Regions from separate parts of the Homo sapiens genome. Here regions 2 and 3 are each linked to region 1. Evidence: chromatin loops called from intact Hi-C (ENCODE). Cell type or tissue: heart left ventricle. All regions are shown on one strand. Each heading gives the region's core, and the rest is flanking DNA. Links, peaks and the distances in the headings are about the cores only.

The links. Hi-C counts contacts between places; a loop is a spot of excess contacts. Peaks named below come from ENCODE experiments on the same cell type or tissue, not always from the same donor. Only the 100,000 strongest peaks of a DNase experiment are listed, where the experiment ranks them.
Region 2: a loop joins it to region 1, with 3 times the contacts of the local background. A loop is called at or near these places in 4 of 110 quality-filtered maps.
Region 3: it touches region 1 in a loop (2.6-fold over the local background); 11 of 110 quality-filtered maps call a loop at or near these places.

The regions. Positions count from the first base shown.
Region 1 is chr18:27,182,179-27,190,381 of GRCh38, forward strand. CHST9 (carbohydrate sulfotransferase 9) reads right to left here and starts at 3,130. Exons shown (of 6, transcript NM_031422.6): 1 at 2,958-3,130. In heart left ventricle, for the core only: no CTCF peak of the experiment used is centred there; a DNase peak (open chromatin) is centred at 3,313; H3K4me3 peaks cover 1,344 bases; H3K27me3 peaks cover 3,490 bases.
Region 2 is chr18:27,031,289-27,039,491 of GRCh38, forward strand. All of the region lies in intron 3 of CHST9 (carbohydrate sulfotransferase 9), which reads right to left. Among named protein-coding and RNA genes, the nearest start is that of CHST9, 150 kb to the right of the region's middle. In heart left ventricle, for the core only: no CTCF peak of the experiment used is centred there; no DNase peak of the experiment used is centred there.
Region 3 is chr18:27,020,808-27,029,010 of GRCh38, forward strand. CHST9 (carbohydrate sulfotransferase 9) reads right to left here. Exons shown (of 6, transcript NM_031422.6): 4 at 3,309-3,350. Among named protein-coding and RNA genes, the nearest start is that of AQP4, 160 kb to the left of the region's middle. In heart left ventricle, for the core only: no CTCF peak of the experiment used is centred there; no DNase peak of the experiment used is centred there.

The sequences.
Region 1 (8,203 bases), core at 1,043-6,042:
TCTCCTCAATAATTCATTTTTAGGATACAGAAAAATAAGATGTAACATGTTCTTATGTAATATCCAAAGGTTTTAATTAGACTATATTTTTAAAGGCAACTTTACTTTCAAAATTATCTGTAGTTTGGGTTTATTCTGTCCAAAGCCATTCTTCTAAGTTAGGAGAATCTTAACGCTTTCAGGGAAAAGAGCAGTATAGAACACTGTAGCTGGTGATAATGGCCCACTTTTTCTTGGTTCCTGATAATCTTCAAGTACACATCAATTATTTGCAAAGTGTGAAAAAGATCATCACTATCTTTTTCCTCAAAAAATATGAAAATGCTTTGGGACATTGCACCCATATTTGAGTGAAAAGAATTTTCCTAATGTGCTGGCTAGGCTAAAGGAACAAAGGATGTATTATGTAACTTAATTTGGAATGATAAAATACCGTAATATTGAAGCTCTAATTAGAGCAAACACCCCTAAATGGGAAATCTTTCTTGGATAGGGAACTGAATATCTCAAATCTTGCTTTATTGATGACATCAACCAAACAAAGAGTGTGAATCTATCTGCTGATTACATCCCAACTCATCCAGATTCCCAAATACAAATATAAAGTATATAATAACAGGTAAACATGTTATTCATATCCTATCTCACATCCTATGCTATTCATATGCAATACTGATGTGGGAAACAATGTGTATTTCTTAGGTTTACTGAATTTGGAATTTGTAAGAGTAAGTTAGTCTCTTATTTTGTAAATTCTTCCTTGGAAGATGTTACATTCTCCTGGAAACCATACTAAGTTTCTGAAGTCACAGGGCTTTTTAATGCACTTCTTCAGAGCATCAAATGCTACCCTTGTGACCAGGAAGAAAGGAAAAGAAGGTCATCAGGAGGGCCCTGCAGCTGCACTAATTTCTAGCTTCTCTCTGTTAACAAAAAGGTGGGGGGTGGGGGGAAAGCAATCAGATTTTTACTGGAGTATACACCAGCCTTGGCCAAGTGCTTTGAAACTTTTAGAATGTCTTCTTTCATTGAAAATAAAAGAAGCAGAGCTTATGGTGTAATAAGCCAAACACAACAGTTACTGAACTTGAGTCAACATTGGATACCATTACAGCTTTCAGGATAGTCATGGGAATGTATGAAATGAGTAAGTACGTTTTGATACCTGTGAAAATAAAACATTGTGCTGTAAGTGAGTGGGAGAGAACAGATGGTTGGTAATGATTTAAAACATTTATGTTTTTGGACTATCACCAAGCCTCTGTATTAAAAAATATGGTGTTTAGTTAGTACATACCAACATCTATATGCAAGGTGCTCATTTTCTGGAGGACGGTACTGTAATGAAGGGGATAAAAACCAAATGAGGTAAGAGGAACATTCTTCTCGTTTTCTGGGGGCATTCAGTGTGTGCTATTTCTTATTGACGATATGCAATCTAAATGTTTTCCATATGATGAGAGGATTTTAATTTTTCCTCAATTACTAGTCAGCTGTAAGTGCCTAGGAATCATACTGTTTGATCGTATGGTGTAGAATTGTAATATTGTTTTGTAAATTTGATTCACTTTGATTGAAGCTCTTACACCCTTTGAGCAATAATAAAAAGTGGTAGTTCAGGGTGCTCTTGCCCATGAAAAACAATAGCATTCACCTTATCCTCACGTTGGTTGGCAGGCATATGGTGTTATGATTAGGTACTGGAATTAACAGGTGCCAGCCAACTGAATCAGAAGACAGATAAATACTAAATATGGTCACAATGCATTTGGATGTGTATATGTGAGTTGAAAAGAGGCCCCTGTCCTTCAAACCGAGAGGAATAATAACAATGTAAATAAAATTGTACAAAGATAGATTAATGCAATTCTGAGGTTAAAGCGAAGAAAAATAAACATTGGTAATACTCTCAATTATCAGAAAAACTGCGAAAAGGGAGTCCTGTTAAGCATCCACGGCGTTTTGATTTGGATCTGATAGCATAATAGGGAGAAAAAAGTCACACACACACATTGTGTATTATTCACTTGCCATCGCTTTCAAAACGCTGGGGATTATTCAGGCACAGTATGTTTGTGGGAGGGAGCTGGGGGTGGACCGCAGAGAGAGAGAAAGGAGGAAGGCCTGCAGCTCTAGACTTAGCACCTGTGAACTTAGTTGGAAATAACTCCTGACAGACATCAACCATAACACCTTCTAACAGAAACATGCTGATAGGCAGGATGTTCAAACGGGGCAGAAGAGGGAGCAGGCAACCCTGTGAAAGTAACAGCAGCAGAAACAAACACACCATTCCTTCTCCCCGCAACCCACTTGGAGCCCCTCCTCAGATCGCCCCTCCCAACCCCTCTGCTCTGGCCACGATCGCACCTGGCCTCCCGGTCCCCCTAACTTCCCTCCCACCTCTCCCGCAGCCTGCGCCTGAGCCTGAGCCAGGTCGCGGAGTTTGAGACTGACGCAAAGGAGGCACCCCCGCAGCAGAGATGCTCGTCTTTCTGCCACACACCCTGGAGGACCCGACAGACTGGCAGCAGAAACTAAAGACTGTTCCTGCCGTCCTCTTTCCAACCTCTGCATGCCCCAAGAGGGGTCTGACCCCGGAATCCTGGAGTCCAGGGTGCCCCGCCGGGGCGCAGGAAGGAAACTCAGGTAGCTGACAAGTTCAGGCGGCCGTCCTTCTCCAGCGCCCCCTCAAAGTCAGGATCCCCTCCTGCTCCCGCCCCCCACCTCCCGCCATGCGTCCACTGAAGTGAAGGGAAGTGGGTTGGAATACTGGAGGTAGGGGAGATAGAAAAAGGAAGAAGCCTCCCGCATCTCCAGCGGCGAAGCACCTGGAAAGGTGAGGGCGCACGTCCCCGCCCACCAGAGCCCGCTCCCGGCGCGGGTACCCAGCAGCGCGCCATCATCTCTGCCCCTCCAGTGCCCCCCAGCCCCAACCCCAGCCCCAGCGCGGTTACCTCGCGGGCCGCTGCCGGGCGCTTGCAGGTGCTGCTGTTCCAGGAGCGCAGCTTCGGAGGAAACTTCCCCGCGCTCCGGGGCAAACTCCCGCGCACTCCTGGCAGCCGTGAGGTGGCTGAGAGCGGAGCGCCGCGCCGGGAGCGGGGACAGCTCGGAGTCGGGCGCTCACCCTGGCCCTGACCCTCCCGCGTCCGGCCCGGCTGGGGCTGCGGCGCCGCCTCCGCGCCCGCTCCCGCCCGCGCCCCCGCCCCCGCCCGCCCGGGCAGCTCCGCCTCCCTCTTTTTCTCTCCCTCGCCCCCGCTGCCCGCCCTGCCTTCTCCAGCTCTGCCTTTGTGGCTCTCTGGTCCCCTCTTTCCTCTGACTTTCTGGCCTCGCCTCCGCTGGCGACTCGCCCTCCCAGCCCCGCGTGCCAGGGCTCAGGTGCCACCCCATGCCCAGTCGAGGAAGTGATTACCCTAGCAGTTCTTTCCCAATTCGCCCTCTCCTCTCCCCTGCGCTGGGGTCTTCTCCTAGCTTTTCTAGAAACCCAGTTCTGAGGAACACGTCCATAGGTTAGAAGGCTGTCGCAAACGTTAACTCCAAAGTCAAAATGTGTTTTGCTTTACAGACAGGAGGTGATGTTCGTTTGTTTATTTTAATACATCAATTATAATAGATCAATAAAGTGCTTGTTGTAAGTACGGCTAAGTTCAGCAGCAGGTTTGTGTAAACCAGGGCTCCCTCAAAATGAGCATAGTACCCATTTATAATGTTCAAGACCTAGGAGATTTCTCAGGCCACGCATTTCAAAATCGAACAAGCTGAAGTTGGCGGTTTTAAAGGGCTTTGCAAAGACCAACACTAGAATAACATTTTTAAATCATTAAAGGAAACACCAGGCTTTGGGAGGCCCAGGCGGGAGGATCACTTGAAGCTAGGAGTAAAAGGCTGCAGTGAGCTCTGATCCTGCCACTGCCCTCCAGCCTGGGCAACAGAGCAAGACCTTGTCTTGAAAGAAAGAAAGAGAGAGAAAAGAAAAAATAAAAATGGTTCATTCAGGTTTAAAAATTAGTTCTAAACATTATTCTATCAACAATTTGACCAAACTAGGGCAAATAAAAATAAATGAATCCTTGATTGCTTATTTTGCATTCAGATGATTTCTATAAATTAACAAAGAAAAACTCAACTATTTTTTTAAAAGCATTAACTAGTTAAACCTACCTTATTACGACATTAGAATTTTGTTGTTGCTTTTGCTGAAACTGAAATATTAGCCTTATGCACTTCCAGTAGGTCTTATTCTTATTAATGGTTTAGTAATAACACATCTGGTAGTAGTGAACTTTGGTTCTTTGAAGAATTACCATTATAGGACTTGTTTGCCTGATGCAGGTTTCTTTTTAAACAGAAGCTGATTTATTATTCTGTCACAAGTGTTTTATTTTCATGCATTTTTAAAAATTGGGGTAAACACCACATTTTTATCATTTTTAATGTACAGTTCAGTAGTGTTAACATACAGTCACATTGCTTTAAAATAGATCTTCAGAATTTCTTCATCTTGCAAACCTGAAACTTTGTCCATCAAACAGCTCCCCCTTTTCCTCTCCCCTCTAGCACTTGGTAATTACCATCCTACCTTTTGCTTCTATGAATTTGACAATGTTAGATCTCTGATATGATTAATATCCAGAATATATAAAGAGCTCCTATAACTCAGCAACAAAAAGTCAAATAACCTGATACAAATGGGCAAAGGACTTGAATAGACATAAGAGTTTAATTTTTAAAATTTGTATATTTGCTGGGGTTTTTTTGTTTTATAGATTTCTTTTTATTTCAGCTTAATTGTAAAGGAGTTTTAAAGTTATCAATGCCATATAAACACACTATTGAAAATTTGGAAAATTGAAAAAGAGTAAACAAATCATTCCACAAGCAAACCATTGTAATACAACTTGCTGATTTGTTATTAACTTTTAACCCAGAGTCAGTCCTTCATATGGGGAAAATCCTCATTCTCCAATAGAATAAATGTTTCCTGAGTTGAAAGAAACAAGCTAGTGTTCCCTGAGCTGTATTTAACTGACACATGCCTGGTAGGCAATTGATGAGCGCTCCTTGAATGAACTAACCATTTAACTTACTCGCTCTTGGTTTGGTTCCCTGTGTATCCATCCATGTTCTATGAATTCTTGGAGTTGGTACTATCCATTATATCACAGCAGTGAGGAAATTCAGGCCAACCTGATAATACATGAACTCTACTTCTAGGCTGTTGCAAAACATGCAAATTTTTTAGCCTGTGCCTTTCAGAAGTTGAGCAAGAATATCATTAGAACTGTATTTGAATATAGTTCTATGCTTAAAATGGGCATAAATTGAAAAGTTTTAGTAGCTAACGGGGGAATTGGGCATGATCAGATCAACTTATTGAATTTGCTTGATTGATGAGCTACTAGGCATTGCTAGTCCATTATGGGGTTTCCAGTCTTTAGAATCTATTTTATTCACTTATCTATCACAGCAAATCAAATATTTAGAACTGTGGCTGTCTTTCATTCCTAGACCTCTGTTTAAAACTGATTTTAAAAATTTGAAGAATTACTATTATAGAAAATTGAATATTGTTAATATCCAAGGTTGATGAATAAAGGATCAAAAAATTACCTAAAATGTATACCAAGCACCAGTATAAGATGCATGTTCTCATGCCATTTGATTGGGAGTTATATTGTTATGTGAAAATATTACCTTTTAATTTTGTAGTTAAACTAATTTAATTTTACACAGTGAATTATTTCTAAAACATTGATTAACAGCATGTTTCTAAACTCTCCAGTCTATTAATTTTGTTTAGTTCTTTCAATTTCTTAAAATGTTTAACTATTGACTGTTTCTGGGCAAGTGTGAAGCTTATGTATTGTTGATCCTTTAATGAATAGGTTGGTAACAATTATGGTCCATAAACGTGGTTTCTGCATCAAATCTCAAGGTACATTCAATAGCAAAAGTGCCTTCATAGAAGGAAGACTTCATCATTCTCAGGTTTATTTGGAAAAGGCATACAATGCTGATACCGCTAGGCTAAGCACAACAATAAAGTTAAACTTAACTTTGAAAGTATAACTAGTAGTATAAAGAATGACTTCAGTGAGCTGCTCATAGAGATGAAAAATGTGTGTAAGGTGACCTGGGGTAGAGAGGTAGGAAAAGAGTAAGAAAGGATATTTTCCTGGTTTCCTTATGTACCAAAAACAAACAAACAAACAAAAACAAAACAAAACAAAACAAAACTAATTTAAGGTATCAGCATGACACTGCTAAGGGATACTTCTTGCTATTTTTGAGTTTATGCTTTTCTCTAATTATGCCGGTGTTAATGATGACTTGGCTTAATTAATGGCCAAAGTCAAAATTCAGCAGAAATGCATTTAGCACAATATGCCAGGTCATGTGGGTGTTGCAAATACCTCTGAACCTTCTTATTTATGCCTCCAACTATTTTTTGAGGGAAAGCAGGGTTTTATTTATCTGGGAAGAGATATTTTTACACAAGTCAATAGAGGATAGTCCAGTAGCTACAGTAGTTTCCCTTTATCTTATCTTGCTTTTATTTTGCAGCATACGAGTAAAACTAGAAAAAAATGATAGAATGCGATTTATGTTGATTCCTGGTCAAGTGAACACAAGCCGGCCCACTGAACCAGAAGAAAAGAGTAATAGAACTCTTGAAAGAGAAGATAAAACCCACCGTATCCAGATATTGCTGGGAAGAAAAATAAAAACAACTATTAAAAATTTAAAATCACTTTTAGAAAGCTTCCTTGCATTAGTGCTATGAAATAGAAAGAGTCTTGGAGAACAGGATTTGTTCACGTTAAGTTGGGCAAGTCTTCTCTTCCTGGGCTCAGTTTCCTCATCTGCAGTGCATGAGGTCATTGAACTCCATAAGCCCTAAGGATCCTTCTGGTTTCAAAAATCCCATAACGTCTGATATAGAACACTTACCTTGACAAAGCTCTTCAAGTCATTTTCACCTTCACATATTGATTTATCTGTGTAGTGACATTTAAAGTGAATTCTAATCAGGAAATAAAAGGCTGATTTCTTCAGTAGAAGAAATTGACAATAAAAAAATGTGAATACAAGAGAGAAACAAAGGCCTGATTACCAGAAGTCGATCTATAGGATACAGAATGTGGCATTGTACAAAGTAGAAATTCCTTTCTAAAATTTAAGAAGAAATCATTGTAACATCAGGAATAAACAGGAAAAAGGAGAAAGCATTAAGATTTTCCAGTCAAGGAGAGATCTGGAAACATAATGATTTACCTCCTGCCATAGCAAGCATGGTATAGCAAATTTTATGATTTGGGGTTGATCAAAATTATTGTGTGACGAAGACATAATTAAAAAAAGATTTGACTCTGTCTCTAACCTTTTTTAAGGAAGGAATTATTTTCTTAAAAATCAAGAACAAATCAAGGACCAAATATCTATAACTAAAGCACAAATTAAGTGTTCAGAAGAATATTGGGGAGAAAAAGCAGAATGCAAAAGGAAAAATGCCTTATGGAAAGAGCATAGGATTAATAGTAAATGAGGAAGAACTATGACTCCTAAAGAATTATAAATTTTAAATTGTATGAAAAATAATATTGGTAAAACAGAAAAACTAAGAGATAATTGTAAGTAAATAAAAATGAAACAAGATGTGTTGCCATTATTATTATATATCAGCTGCCCCAGTAAAGCAATAATTCAAGGTCAAATAACTTAGAATGGTCAGCACCTAATAGTCTTGGTAAATAGAGCAGGTCAATAAATATATATTGATTGGTTGATTGAATAAGAAATGCTTGCAGTTATTTTAGGAAAATCAAAGTTGCTTGGGAAGTTATGCATGTAATTTCTTAAACTAAGCAAGTATAAATTTCCTTTTGAAACAATATAAAACAAAACCTTTCCTAACAGTTACCTCTAAATCCTAAACAATGAAATCTTTTATAAGATAATGTTTATATATAGCAAAACCTAAATTGGAAATAGATAAAATGTGGAAATATAAATGTGCTTCTGTAGAAAGAAATTATATTTTATATCTTTGATGGTTTTTGATAGGTGGTTGGAATAGGGAAAATTCTGTGTGAACAATTTACCAAAAAAATGCTATACTTTCCTCTAAACCAATATTTGGACATATAAATATTTTCCAACTGGGTTCAGTTTTTGATATGGCCAAAGATAATGATATGTTATT
Region 2 (8,203 bases), core at 1,193-6,192, 150 kb before region 1:
ATCCTGGTCCCCAAACCACCCACCCCTCTGAACTTGCACAAGTGTCTATTATATGGACACTTCTTCCTGCCATTCCGGCATGCAGCTTTGACATATCCCCCCACCATCTCCTCTCCCCAACACTTGCTTCCAGCCACCTTTTGATCCTTTCTTTCTATATCTCATAATCATTCTTTTTAGCTTTTCAGCGCTGCAGCATTCTGGCCAAGGTCCTTAGCACATCAAATTACAACTGTCTGCAAGCTGGTATCCCTGGCTTCAGCATCCATTTTCATCTTAATTTATCCAATGAATTGTTTTAAAAATTGTTTTTCCTATGCTACACTCCTCTCCAAAAACCTTGCTTTTTCCTTTCACTGTTACAGGATCCAGTATAACTGCATTAAATACAATCTCTGCTTCCCTGTGTAACTCAGAATTCTCTACAAATTCTGAAAGTCCCCTGAATAGGCCACTTCTAATCCCAAGCTTGAAACAGCCCTCATCCTTCTGTTTGAAAAATTCATATAGATTCTTCAAGATCTAAGATGGTTTCTTCTCTCAGTTTCAGAGTGGCCATCCTCTGAACTACAGCAGGCATTGCTCGTTGGGAGGAAGGCAACGGCACAGGCATGAGCAGCATGCCAGGCCAAGCCCTTTATATATACATGAACTCATCTGCTCTTAACCTTACCACGCATGCATCATCACTGTCCCTACTTTAGAGGAGCAAATGTGGCTCAGAGAGGTTAATAACTTGTCTAGGTCACAGATTTGCCAAGTGCTGGACCCAAATCTTGGTGGTCGGGCCATAGAGTTTGTGCTTCTAACCTTTACACCACACGATCTATCAAAGCTTCTGTTGCTCTAAAAATCCTTTTGTGCCACTGGTCTCTAGCATTTGCAAGCTCCTTAAGGGAAGGCTCTTTGTCTCTGTGCTCTGTAGCCTGTGACTGGCACACAGAAACACCCCGTATGTGAAGCCTTAGAGGTCCAGAGATGGAGTTTAGCAGTAGAAACAAGAGCAAACCCCTGACAGTGTCTCTGGGCTCAAAACACACAGAGACATACACCTTCCTTCTTGATCTTTCCTCTACTCTGACAAAAGTGCTGACTGCATATTTCATAGATCAGAAAAAGAGTAATACTACTAATAAAAATACCCGATACATTTCCACATTTCAGAATGTGGGCCAGATAATGAAGAAAGGTCTTTGAACAGTACAGCCTCCGTCCTTCCCTCTCTTCCTTCTTTTCTTCCTTCTTTTGTCACTTGCTCAACAAACATTTGTTTTATGCACACCCTGTGCCAGAACAACGCACCTCAGGGTTTGTTACTAATGGTTTCTACTGAGCTGCTAAAAGACAGAGCCAAGTGATATTAGGTGATTACCAAAAGCAACAAAAAAATTGCTAAAATGTATTGTGAGCATACCACCAGGTAGACATTAGGCAAGGGCTTGGCAGATATTATCTCACTTAATCCTTATTAAAACTCTATGAGATAAAAAGATTATTATCTCCATTTTACATATAAGGTGAGAAAGGTGAAGGTCATAGGACTCATAAGGGACAAGCAAGGATTCTAGTTTGGGTAGTTTGAAACGAGAGCCTGCACTCTTACCCTTTACACTTGACTTCCGCCAGAAGTAGATACAGCTTTGCAACATACCAGAGGCATATTTAAAATTAGTTTCATATCCTTTGAAAATAGCTCCATAAACAGTATCAGGGTACAACAGGAATGCCTCCACTATCATCACACACTTTACCTGAAAGCAGGTGTTCCCAGGGCTTTATTCAATTCATTTGTAAAATTAAAAATTAGCACCAAGCAATCTCCAGAATTCCTCCCAGACACAGACCTTGTATTATTCCAGAAAGGCAGCTGTTGGGCAGTGAGTGTTCACTAATCTTGGAGTCAGAATGAGGTTTCTTTGAATAGCCCAGCACCCTTGCTATCAGTTCCTGTCACCGTGGTTTGTACCTATTACTTCCAGTTTGTCATCTGCTGTCCTCAACTGTCTGGTAGACAATCACCCAACCCAAATAATCACCTGGATATACAGTGGTCTGTCCTTTACCCCACCCCTTTCATACACGCAGTTCAAGATCAACGTCTCAGTTTCTGAGTTCTTTATCATCCTGCTCTGTGGTTGCAGGTTTTGCTCTTTGGATGTGAGACTTGCCCTTATGTCCAATATTTCCTAGTTGCAGGTCCTGGCTGAAGAGGAGCTACTTCTGATAAAATGATGCATCTGATTTGGAAGGATGTTTGCGTCATTCCCTCCCTTCTCTTTTTCTCATTTTCAAGATTGCTTTGCTCACCAGCATGACACACATCAAGCTTTTTCTTTTGATCTGAAATAAAGTCTCTTTTTGTTTTTTATGCTATGGGCCTTTTCTGGGTAATCTCATTCATTTTGTTGGCTCTAATGACAACTATATTAGCACTGGTGACTCCTAAATTTCTGAACTGTATTTCTTACCTGAGCTCAAATAAGAATGTGCCCAGAGCACATGGCCTCAGGTTTTCCACGAGCACCAAAACAGAGCCTATCTAAATATGAAGTCCTCCTCTTCCCTTCCAAACATGCTCCGGCTCCTGTGCCGCCTCTCAGGGAATGTGGCACTCAGTCACTCAAATCAGGGGCCTTGGAATTCCTCTTGCATTCCTCCATTACTTACATGTCATCGATAACCAAGTCCTGTTCATTCCTTCTTCAAACATTTCTCAAATCCACCCACTCCCCCATCCGCACTGCTGCTTCCCTGTTTCTAACCTAGATAATTGCAGTAGATATCCAAGAAGCATCATTGCTTTGGTAGCTAACAGTCATTTCAAATTTAAGATAAATAAAATAGAAATCTCCTTTTATCCTCAGCCCCCCAAATGGATCCTCTTGTGTCTGCTGTATCTCAGCTAATAGTATTATTCACCAGCTTGTTCTCAGCTTAAATCTGGAGTCATCCTTTATCTCTGTTTTCGTATCCTTCCACATCCACTCTATCAGCATGTGCTGTCAGTTTTACTTCTAAAATCCTTCCTAAATCTGACAGCATCTCATTATTTCTACTGAAACCACCTTGGTCTCGGCCACTTCATTTTTCTCCTGGTTTACTTTAACAGCTTTCTTAAATGGGCTCCCTATCTCCACTTTTTTCCTAAAATCCCACCTGTGTCAGAGAGCTTAAAAAAAATTTCATTACCTGGCTTAAAATTGTCCAGTGTTTATTTTTTTCTCAATGCAATTATAATAAAATCCAAACTGCTTCCCACAGTCTATAAGGCCCCATGTAAGCTGCATGCTGCCACACGTTCACCTTTGCTCACCATGCTCCAGCCATGTCAACTTTCTTTCTTCTTCCTCAACCCACCAAGCTTGCCCTGCCTCAGGGCCTTTGCACTCTTCTCTCAGATCTGCTCAAGGCTGGTTCCTTCATATCACTCAGGATTTAGCTCAAATGCCTCCTCCTCAGAGAAGTCTTCCTCTCCCATTCTGGCTAATGTGATGCCTGTCTACAACTCCTCAGAATTTAATTTTATCTCTTCTGATGGGATAATTACCATAGACTGATGAATGTGTGTGTTCTTTTTTAACTAAAAAATTGAAAGTGGAAAAAGTTGAAAGCTTTTTTTCTTAAAATAGAAAAATACAGGCCTACTGAAGCAGGTTATTTAAAATTAGAGAAAAATAGTTTAATATATCTCTTTGAGATGCTGAATTCAATTCTTTTGGCTCTACATACCCAGAAATGGGATGGCTGGATGATAAAGTAGCTCTATTTTTAATTTTTTGAGGAATTTCCATATGGTTTTCTACAATGGATGTACTAATTTACATTATCACCAACAGTGTATTAGGATTCCCTTTTCTCCACATCCTTGCCAACACTTGTTTTCTTTTCTCTTTTTGATGATAGCCATTCTGATAAGTGTGAGCTAATATGTCATTGTGGTTTTGATTTGCATTTCCCTGATGATTAGTGGTGTTGAATATATTTTCATATACCTATTGGCCATTTGTATGCATTCTTTTGAGCAGTGTTTATTCAGGGTCTTTGTCCATTTTTAAATCATGGTTTTTGTTGTTATTTTTTGCTATGAAGTTGTATGCATTTCTTATATAATTGCAGCATTATTCAAAATAGCTAGGATATGGAAACAATCTAAATGTCTACCAACAGATAAATGGATAAAGAAAATGTGAGACGTGTGTTTGTGTGTGTATTCCATTGTTTATGTGTGCACATATATACATTTTATATATGTATATGTATTATATATGTGTACATATAATATATAATGCATTATATATAATGCATACATAATGGAATATTATATAGCCTCAAAAAAAGAAGAAAATCCTGCCATTTGTGATGACGTGGATGGACTTGGAGGACTTTATGTTCAGTAAAATAAGCCAGAGGCAGAAAGACAAATTCTACATAATCTCAATTATACGTATAATCTAAAATTGTTGAACTCATAGATATAATTATGCAAGATGAATAAGTTCTAGAGCTCCAATGTAGAGCATGGTGACTATAGTTAACCACACTGTATTGTAAAATTTAAAATTTGCTGAGGGTAGATCATAAGTGTTCTCAACACACACACATGCAAAAGGTAATTATGTGAGGTGATGGATATGTTAATTAGTGTGATAATGGTGATTATTTAACAATGTATGCAAATATCAAAACATCAAATTGTACACCTTAGATATATATAATTTTGTCAATTATACCTCAATGAATTTGGAAAAAAATAAAAATATATAAAATGCTATATATATATCTATATTCATGTGCCAAATTCAAAAGTACACACCCTTTTTCCGAGTGTAACAGTACGTATGATATTATGAATGCAGACCGAATACAGACACTGGATGATTCAGGTTGGTGAAAAGAGAGCAAGGTGCATCAGCTCTTCCGATGGGACATGGAAGAAGCAAGAGTCCTGCTTCATAGGTAAGTCTCAAGGCTGAGGATAACTGGACTTCCACCTCTCCTTTATCTCCAGTTCAGGAAAGAAAGAAGGATGGACAATTAAAAAAAGAAACAAATATCTCTTGCTTGTCTAAACTGTCTGGAAGACACAAACTGATGTGGCAATCCAACTAGACCTCTGGGAATACAATGTAACCTAGAATTAAATAACGTAACCTAGAATTACATTACAGGGTTTCTATAGAAGGAAATACAGAGGCACAGGTGCTGTGTTTTGTTTTTGTTTCCCAACATTTTGTTAAGATAATTTTCAAACATGCTGAAAAGTTGAAAAGCTTCATTTCTTAAGATCATATTTCTCCCACTTCAGGCAAAGCCAAGCAACATCAAAACTTCCTACCTGCCTAAGACCAGTATATTCTAAATCTCTAAGTGCCTGGGACCAAGGACTGGGCCACGACATGATTTTTGACATTTTGGTTACCTTTTTAGTGTGCTTATACCTGCAATGAGCCAATCACTCTTGCTAGATAGAAAGAGACTATTTTTTTTAAAATTTTATTTTATGGTAAGAACGCAACATGAGAACTGCCCTTTTAACAGATTTTACATGTACGATACAGTATTGTGAACTGTAGGTATGATGCTGTCCAGTGGATCTCTAGAACTTATCAGGGGCTGCAGGGAGGAGGAAGTGGGGAGTTGCTAAACAGCTGCTATATTTTTGTTGGTTGAAAAAGCTCTGAACTAAATTTTGTCTTCAAGTCTCCTTACACCACTGCTGGGAAGAACATCTACATGCTTATTGGGCACATTTGTTTTCTGTCGTTTAGAGAGGTCCTTCATCAATGAGTATTGATTATTGTGTCACGTAGTATATTGCTCATACAAATTCTGAAGTCAAATTGTTTTTAAAAATCTAAATTGGTCACATCTTAGCCTTGGCGTTTACATTTTTTTCCAGCAATATGAACTGAGTGGTCCCTCATATCTGCCATCTTCATAGCCAAACCTGTTACTTTTCACCCAGAAAAGAAATCTTCCTTTGACATTTTCTCATGAGTAACGATAATGAATTTGATAATTTACTAGTGGAAAGGGTATGATGCCTAACTTACACTGAACTAGATCCTATTGTGTTTATACCGGGCACAACTCAGTGGTCTCTGAAAAGACAAACAAATGCCTGGGCATGGTGGCTCACGCCTGTAATCTCAGCACTTTCGGAGGCCAAGGCAGGAGCATCACTGGAGCTCAGGAGTTCAAGACCATCCTGGGCAACATAGTGAGACCTTGTCTTTACTAAAAATAAAAAAAATTTAGCTGGATGTGGTGGCACACGCTTGTGTGTCCTTGCTACTCAGGAGGCTGAGGCAGGAGGATTACCTGAGCCCAAGAGGTCTAAGCTGCAGTGAGCTGTGATTCTGCCACTGGATTCCAGCCTGAGCAACTGAGTGCAGAGAGAGACCCTGTCTCAAAAGCAAAACAAAAGAAAAAAGACAAACAATGCAAGCTGATTGGAGACACCTGTTTGCTTATTTTTGCCACTAATCATTATACGTTATTTAAAAGCAAGAGATGATTAAATCCATCTTTCAGGTCATTTAGTTAAGTTTTTTTTTTTTTAAATTTTTACAAGCTCTCAAGGTCTTTGACTACTGCCAATTCTCAAGCCATTCAGATAAGAAAGCATTGCTGCCAAGTATGTATATTAAATGCTTCTTCAGAAGTTCACTGAAATTCAAACATTACAACTATAATTAGGATACCAAGAATAGGACATTACTGGTACTTTAATGTGAAACCAGGACCTAATACACATATGTTGGGAAGTGTTATTTAAAGACTTCTGCTATGGGGTTATATTTAAAAAATTGATTATCTCTCTTTTTATTCTCTCTCTTATGAAAATGACAAGAATTGTTTTTTCTTATGTTTTAGATAAACACTAGAAAAGTAAATTTTAAAAATGAATTCATGTCTTACTTTAAAAAATATTTTGTACATTTGCATTGGGTTAAATAAAGAAGATAACTTTCTGTCCAGGTGCAGTGGCTCATGCCTGTAATCCCAGCATTTTGGGAGGCTGAGGTGGGCAGATCACTTGAAGTCAGGAGTTTGAGACCAGCCTGGCCAACATGGTGAAACCCCGTCTGTACTAAAAATACAAAAATTAGCTGCGTGTGGTGGCATGCGCCTGTAATCCCAGCTGCTTGGGAGACTGAGGCAGGAGAATCACTTGAACTCGGGAGGTGAAGGTTGCAGTGAGCTGAGATCATGCTCCAGTCTGGGTGATAGAGCTAGACTCAGTTTCAAAAAAAAAAGAACTTCCAGCAAGGGCTTCAGTTCTGCAGTGTCCACTATGGTAGCTGCTGGCCACATGTGGCTGTTGAGAACTTGCTATGTGACTAGCACAACTCAGAAACTGAATTTTTAATTTTAATTAATTAAAATGTTACTTTAAAATCTGAAGTAGTGTAAAGTGTTTTTTTCATTAACCATAACTTTATTGTTTCCATAGACTACATTTTTCTTCAATGATTGCATCATGTAATCTACTATTTTCTATTATAATACACATGTTCAGCCTATCTATCATTTCTAGCATCTAATGAATAATTTCTTATATTGATAGCATGCTGCAATAATACTTTCAATATCCTGGCTTAAATAATATATCATTAAATTAATTTCCCCTATTGCATTTTGCTTTTTGAAATGCAGCTTTTCAAAATGTAATTTATATATATGGCTTACATTGTATTTTTATTGGATATTGCTGATCCAGAAGAAAGCGACAGAGTAAAAAACAACAGCAACAACAAAAAATACACCAACAAGTAAATAATGATGAAATCTGGAGAGTCTTACAAATTTACTTGTTCTTTCTGCCTAAGTTAAAACCTTGTAAAGTACCACATGATCCAGCAATTCTATTTCTGGGGTATATACCAAAAAAATGGAAAGCAGGGTCTGAAGAGATATATTTGTACACCCATGTTCACAGCAGCATAATTCAAAATAGTCAAGAGGTGGAAGCAACTCAAGTGCCCATTGTTGCATGAATGGATAAATAAAATGCAATATATACATACAATTGAATCAGTCTTAAAAAGGAAGGAAATTCTGGCACATACTACAACATGGATGAAATTTGATGTTATGAAATTAGCTAGTCACAAAACCACAAATATTGTATGATTCTACTTATATAAATTACCCAGAGTAGTCAAATTTATTGAGACAGACAGTGAAATCGTGCTTGCCA
Region 3 (8,203 bases), core at 1,193-6,192, 160 kb before region 1:
AACTATCAAGATAGATCTTGGCAGCTCTCTCTTGGGGTCCCCAAGGCTCATTAAACATTTTAAGAGGACGCTGAACATTTTCCTAGTGGATGGTGAGATAACTCACTTCCAAGTGTGGGAGGAAGTGCAATCTTGCCTGTTGCAACCAGCAAATTCTGGAATGAGGTTTAGACTTGGTGCTAAAGGTGTGAGGGGCAGGTAGCATGCAGTCTGGCTCCTTTTTATTAATAGTTAGCTGAAACTTTACCTTTCTATTTCAGAGGAGGTGGACAGCTTTTTTACTACCTTATGTGCTAGGGAAGAATGAAAGTTCAAGTGAAAGGGGAGGCTGGGAATAGGCTGCAGTTGGGATGTGAGACAAGGGTGGGAGGTGAGAGGGTAGGAGGGTCAGGCAGGGGTCTGGCTGGCCACTGTCCTAAATCTGAGCAGTAGCGTCAGGGCTGGAGGTTAGCTGATGGTGACAGCATATAACCTTGGAGGCATCTGGCTGCTCAGCCCTTTGCACAAGCCACTCACTTACTTGACAACAACAAGTCACAGGATCACAGGCTGCGGACTCTGAATAGAAAGGGCGCCATTCTGTCAAACTAATGCTGAGGCCGGAGAACAGGGCCTCTAAACTTCTGAGATCTGCACTGGCCAACGTTTCCAATTGTCCCCTCAATGGCACTTGCTCTCAGCCACTAGTATACCTGCTTTGATCTACCCCAACCCCAGACCATCAACTCATTCCTTTTGATTGCTCCAGAGTACACAGGTGTGGCTGTACCTGCAAACTCATGTTTTCAGGATGGGCTTTTAATTCCGCTCAAAAATATTTTTCCATGTCTCTTTCTTGTCTTGCTTCCCCATTGCAGAATTTTTTCCTCTTTCCCCAGAGATAAGCTCTTACTCACAGAAGACAGTAACCCAGTGGTTCCTATCTATAGAGCACACATGGTGGATACCATATCTTTAATGCTCTCAGTAACCCGTGTAAGCTATGTGCTGTTGTCCTTATTTTATTTGATTTTTTAGAGATAGGGTCTCACTGTGTTGCACAGAGTGGACTGCAGTGGCTGCTTACAGGTACAATAATCATCACACACTACAATCTTGAACTCTTGGCCTCAAGCAATCCCCCTACTTTAGCCTCCTGAGTAGCTGGGATGATAGGCACATGCCCCTATGCCCAGCTTGTCCCTGTTTTATAAACAAGAGCTCAGTGAGGTCACCCAGCATGTGTTCTGGCCAAGTGCATTGTAGTTTATAAAATGCCTCCACATGTGTTATGAAGTTCTCTGACCTATGAATTGCATGTTATTATTATCTCCATTTCACAGATGGTAAAATGGAAATTTAGAGGGGTTATGTGACCTACCCATGTTGCATTGTTCATGGGTGGCTGAACTGAGTTTCGAACTTGTGTCCTCGTATTCTACATCCCATGCTTGTTCACAGTATAGTGGCAAGAAAATGGGAGCTTTCAGGCATAAACTCTCTCAAATTTCTTTATATCCATCTTTAAACTCATCTTAGTTTTTCCCCACTCATCCTTTTCTCCTGTCTCAGGAAGAAGTTGATTCTATTGTGTGTTCCTAAAAGTTCTCTCCTGTGCCCTTGAATAATCTTATTCATTTCCATTTCTTCACATTTCAACTCTTTATGCAAAAGACTCTCAAATCTTTCTTTCTCTAAACTCCAATTATTGTTTTCGACCACTTAAAGGGTATCTTTTCTTGGTAATATACCTTTATGTATAGACCATACACTACTCCCACATTCCCTCAGCTCTATACAACTAACTCTAAGTCTACGTTGTTTTACTTGGGCAATACATGTGCTTTGATGTCTCCATGCTTTTGCTTGTACTGCCTGAAATGCTGCCCTTCCCTTTCTCTACTTGCAGAAATTCCATTCATTCTTTAAAGAATCAGTTCAAGCGTGATAACTGTTACTGAATATTCTCCCAACTCTTCCTGTTAGATTTAACAGTGTATTCTGTGCATTCCCAAAGCACTTTGTTTTTTGGGATAACACATTGCTTATCACATGAGAAAATCACTTGTCTCCATCTCTGTCTCAACTTATGGGCTACCAGTAAAGTGAAGACAAAAAGGGAATTTTATTTATCTCTACATCCCTTGATGCAATAAGCATGGCCCTTGGCTAAGTGTTTATTGAATGAATAAAGGAATAAATGGATGCATGGTGACTCAGTTACTATTCCAATTTTTCAATATACCCCTAGGAGGGCATGGTCTGATTTTGTCTTTTTCCCTCACCTCAAATCTTTGCTATTGCCCTAGGAATCTGACTTGCTTGCTTTGCAAAAATGTTGAGTTTTAAATGAAAACAAATGTTACCTGCCATGTGAGATCATGAAAAAGAAAATGGAATAATATATCATTTTTTTCTTGTAAAGTAAACATACTACTGTCATCTAGGTGATCAACATTACAGATATGCATCCCAAAATTAGAATTTATATTTATAAATTTTTAAGATAATAGGAATTGATCATCTTCTATTACTAAATGCTTCCATCCACATGTTACACAATAGCAAACCTCATTAGATTAGAATAATTAGTTTGGAAAGGAGGAGAGGAAGATCTAGCCTGAATTATGGAAGTCAGAATTTATTGAAAGCAACATTGTTTTATTACTTTCAATACTATTACCTGCCAATAAAGTCTAAGGGGATATCTACTTCATGATCTTAATAATCTTTATTTTACAGCTGAATCTTTTTGCCTAAAGACCACTGTATGCCAAAGCCATGAAAACAATGTATTCTTTTTACATGGGTCACAAATATTCCATTTCACTTAGCAAATCCATTCCTTGCAGAAAATTCAAAGCTAAATTTCAGCTTAGTCTAGATCAAATTCTCAAGAATTCTGTATTAGCAGTATCTGAATTAATGAGGTTTTACTCTATTCATAGAGGAAGACACTTTAAACAATAGACTACAGTGCAATGTGCCAGGAAAGTGTTAAGTACTTTTAAAATAAAAATAGAAAAATATGTAAACTTTTTCATATAAGGAAAACACCATCCTATATATAACTGAAATCAGTCTTCAGAGCCTTTAGTTTCCTTTGTAAATCCCTTGAGGACAAGGATCGTGGTTTGCTTGCTTTTTCTCCCCACCCTCCAAGACTTTACGCACTCCAAAAATGCCACCTAGGCAGTGCTTCCTAGGGATGGCTATCATCAGCAGAACAGGTGCTTAAAAGCCACACTCTGAGGTTTTCAGATATTCTAGTTGTTGCTCTGCTTATCTATAACTACCCAAGATTCAAACATTATGAGGAAGTTACTCACTGATTCTGGGTACAGGCCGCAAGTACTTCACTGGTCCCCATCCTGAAAAAGAAGAGGAAAGAAATTCATATATTACCATCACATCCAAAGACATTTATAAAACTTTCTACACAAAGATGCCTCAAAGCCTCTCATATTTTATTTGTAACAAGGAAAATGATGGGAAGGGAGAGGGTCATGAAATAAAATGTGTCATCCCCTGTGTTTCTGGCCTGATTAAGCTTGGTGTCACTTATTAGGAAACCTGGCATTACCATGAAAATTTGGTATAGAAAAGCCTGGGCTTTGAGCCTGTACTCTTTATGGCAGGGAAATGGAGCCAGGGACTGGGGGGTGGGTAGCATTGGAAAATGACCATCACAAGGAAGACAATTTCCTTTGATTCTCAGCATTCCATCCCATAACAGATCAATGTGCTAATATACAATAATATTTTCATTTATTAATAAAATCTTTGTGTAAAATTGAGTACTTGGGCTCGATGTCTTTGGGTGAAATTGAGATAGAGATGCCATGTACAGCTCCTGGCATTATTAGTGACCCACTATTGGATGCCTTAGTTTGGGAAGCTTGGAAGAGTAAATGAACAGAAAGCTAGGATAAAAAAGAGGGCTCTGAGGCAAGCAACCCCACGGATATTTAAATTATCCAGAACGAATGAAAGTTTATTCTGTAGTAAACAGCTATAAGAAAGAAATCTTAAGGTTTTCCTTGAACGGGTGATTTTTCATGGTGATTACCAAGGGCATCTTTCTGCCAGATGAAGTTGGCCTACTGTAACATAGTATATTTCTTCTGGCCTAGTCACCTATGGGGAGAGAAGAGCCTCAGTTCCTTCTGAGAACAATCTTACAGAGCAGTAAGAATGTAATTATATGACTACTTAGTTTTTGGCTTTTTGGGTTACATGGTTCCATTTCTTTCCTTTAAAACATTATATATATATATGTATATATATAATATGTATAATACAACATATTATAACATATATACTATATGTCATACCATATATTTTATATAATATATAACTATAATGAAATATATATTATATAATACACTTACATATATTATATATTAATATATATTCTATTCTGTATTTTATAAATATATAGGTAATGTTTTGCTCTCTGCATGCCTTTTAAAAAATATCTTTCAACATATGTTGACTAAAACTTGAATGAGTACTAAAGGATGGTGTGGCTTAAGCAATGGTAGGATTAATTGTCTGTCCTGCTAGCCTGCCTCATTTAAATCACCTAGTCTCAGTGTGACTCATTTATAATATTGCTTTGCTAACCCTAATTGAGATAAAAATCTTATTGGTACTTGTCTTTTAAGTTATTTTTTAGCAAATTTCACGTGTGCCAAAAAATACCAGTTTACACTTGCATCAATGATATGCTATTCTGTTTTTAGAATGATTTAAAGCATATATCCAAGGGCATTTTTAATTGTCTTGTTATGAACTTCCTGGTGTAAGGTACTGGCCATTCTACTTGATTTAGTAATATCTGCATTTTGGAGGCAGGTATTTATGAGTCATATAGCTCATCAGTAAGTCACAGGTCCTTCAGTACAACTGATCCCCAGGGGCTGGACCTGGATATGTAATGCATTGCTCCCACCCAATTTATTGTAATTGCAACTCTATATTTACCTGTTCACCCAGGTAATGGTAGCATGATTAAGGTCACACTATCATGGCTTAGTGATAAGAATATTGTTTAGACTAGAACAAAATCTTCCTCCACACAAAATTGATTATTTCTAGCATATTATCATTATTTATGCAGGCTGTCACTGAATCAAGGAAGGAAGTTAAATTGGTGTGGAAAAACTGGTTATTCAAAAAATCTGCTTCTTTATATCCTACAATATTCTGGTAAGTTGCTTATTGATTGTATGAGAGATTGTTCTCATCAAATATTGCTTTTAAGCTATCTGACTTATAACAATCAAGTCATTTCCTTAAAAAATGTGGACATGATAGGCTCTTTCCTCCATCTCCATGATGGCTCAAATATGAAGGTTGTGCAAATCTGGCAATTTCTTAAGGATGTCTGGAGACCTGATATTAGGGCATTACAATGAGAGTACACTCAGGTATTGGTAATTCTTCCCTGGTCTAGTTTGTCCCTCCACACATCATGGATGGAAGTATACTAGTTAGATAAATGCCGTTCTCCCCCACTATAGTAAACTTATTGAACACTGGGATGATCCAGTCTGGTTCCTCTTTTTAACTTCTCTGAACCTAGTTTAGTCTTATGCATATATATTGAATTAACCTAAATTTCTGAAAGAGCTATTTCTGTAAGCATCGATTAAATGATAGGGAAATAAATACAATTTATTTTTTATCTTTTGAATTGTCTCCTAAGGAAAAGTATCCTCTCCCACATCTCAATAATAGTAATATAGTATATAGCTCTTTAAAGGCTTTAACTATATCTTTTAAATCATTGTTATTTTTCTGTATATTTGTACATAATAAATATGTAGGATGTTGGGCTCAGTCCATACAATCAATATAGACTGACTGACTAGCTACAAGATCATGTACTGAATAGCTATGCATATTCTTCCATGGTTAACTGTGAAAATAACTTGAAACCCCAACAATGGGGATTGCTTCACAAACAGAAATTAATTGGGTTTGGCCAGAGCCACTAAAATTAATGAGTTTAAACCTCACATCCAGTATATCTGTTCTTATATTGTGTTTAGAAGATTGAAAAAGAATTAAGACTTAATTTAGATAATCAAATAAAATAGGATCTTTGCCTTTCATTCCATAACTTATTCTGATCATCGTTTTTTGTGGTGAAGCATGTTTTACCTCTTGAAACTTGGCATAAACATCATAATAAGTGAATAGGTCTAGAGCTTTGATGAAAATTTAATTTTTTTAAAAATTAGCATTTCACTGATCCTTATCCTGAGGGTTGGAGAGCTTCACACAGCACTGAGCCAGGTAGAGCTCACACTCAAGTGAGAGAACACAAATACAACCATGGTGTACTTTTCTCAAAGAATTCAAAATAATTCTTCTGGCCATGTGATAAATTAATTTAGTTGTTTGTCATCATCCTTATCTAACTGAGAATACAAGGATAGGAAAAGGTTAGAGAGCTTCCTAAGGCTATGTGGCAGTTTGTTGTTAAAGTTGAAATAGGGTTACATTTGGAATGCCAAGGCTTTATTTTCAATAATGAATCAGGATTTGTTTTTCCAGCTAAACTTTGTAGATATTTGATCATCAATATCCTCTTAATTTTACACACAGATATTTGGATGCAAAGAAAAAAATAATCACAGTGAAGTTTAGGTCCTTTGGTTGCTGGGTTTAAAAGTTTATCCCAATATTTTCTTTTGAAAGATTGATTTGGTCTCACCTTGCCTTTTGTTTTATCTTTTCTTTTAAAATCGCCTGGATGCGCCATTATTAAATGAATAATAACCACAATAACAGCTAACATGGATTGAATGCTTATTAAATATCAGACATGCTGCTGAGTGCGTTATGTGAACCTTATCTAATTTAGTATCATAAGAATCCCATGGAAATACTACCAGGATTTCTGCATATAGAATATAGCCACATATTTCCAGTTCTGCATTTTCTTACATAAACTACACCCATAATCATCATGTATATTTCTCAGTTTCTGTTTCATTAAAGTAGATTGAAAAAGGCACAAAGCAGAATCCTTTTAGATTTAAGTTTTTCCCCAATATTTTACCACTATCTAGCTCACATATAATTCTATAGCCTTTATTTTATTTTATTTTGTATTTTTTTGAGACAGAGTCTTGCTCTGTTGCCCAAGCAGGAATGCAGTGGCGCGATCTCGGCTCACTGCAACCTCCTCCCACTGCAACCTCTGCCTCCTGGGTTCAAGCGATTCTCCTGCCTCAGCCTCCTGAGTAGCTGGGATTACAGGCATGTGCCACCATGCCCAGCTAATTTTTGTATTTTTAGTGGAGATGGATTTTCACCATGTTGGTCAGGCTAGTCTCAAACTCTTGACCTTGTGATCTGCCTGCCTCAGCCTCCCAAAGTGCTGGGATTACAGATGTGAGCCACCATGCTCGGCCTATATAGCCTTTTATTTTTAGTAACTCAATTTTATTGAGTCTTTACAAAACATTTTAATAGAAATAGCAGTTCTCTTCTACACACCCATATATCATTGGTTTACATAATTATCATTGAATAATTATATGAACTAGCAAAACTGGCACAGCACATCTGGGTACAAACACCACTGACGCTTGGTCCACATACATCTCCACAGGAGGGATCAGGAGTTTACAGGCGGGCTAGAGGGCATCCGGTACTGAGGTGGCTGTGAACATCAGTCGATAGGATATAATGAGAGAACGGACAGAGTTGCTTAATCAGGCAAATCACTTAGGAGGCCAGTAAAAGTAACTTCTTTTTTTTTTTGAGATGGAGTCTCGCTCAGTCGCCCAGGCTGGAGTGCAGTAGCACGATCTCGGCTCACGGCAAGCTCTGCCTTCCGGGTTCACGCCGTTCTCCTGCCTCAGCCTCCTGAGTAGCTGGGACTACAGGCGCCCACCACCAGGCCCGGCTACTTTTTTTGTATTTTTAGTACAGAGGTGGTTTCACCATGTTAGCCAGGATGGTCTCAATCTCCTGACCTCGTGATCCGCCCGTCTCAGCCTCCCAAAGTGCTGGGATTACAGGCGCGAGCCACTGTGCCTGGCCAGTAAAAGTAACTTCTATTGTATTTTATACTTTAACTATGTATGCATTTGATAAAATTCATTACTTTGATAAAATTATTAAAACGTTTAAAATGGAAGGACAAGGAGGAAGAGCATGAGTTTAGGTATCCTATCCAAGATTGCAAAACTAGTGGTGGAACTAG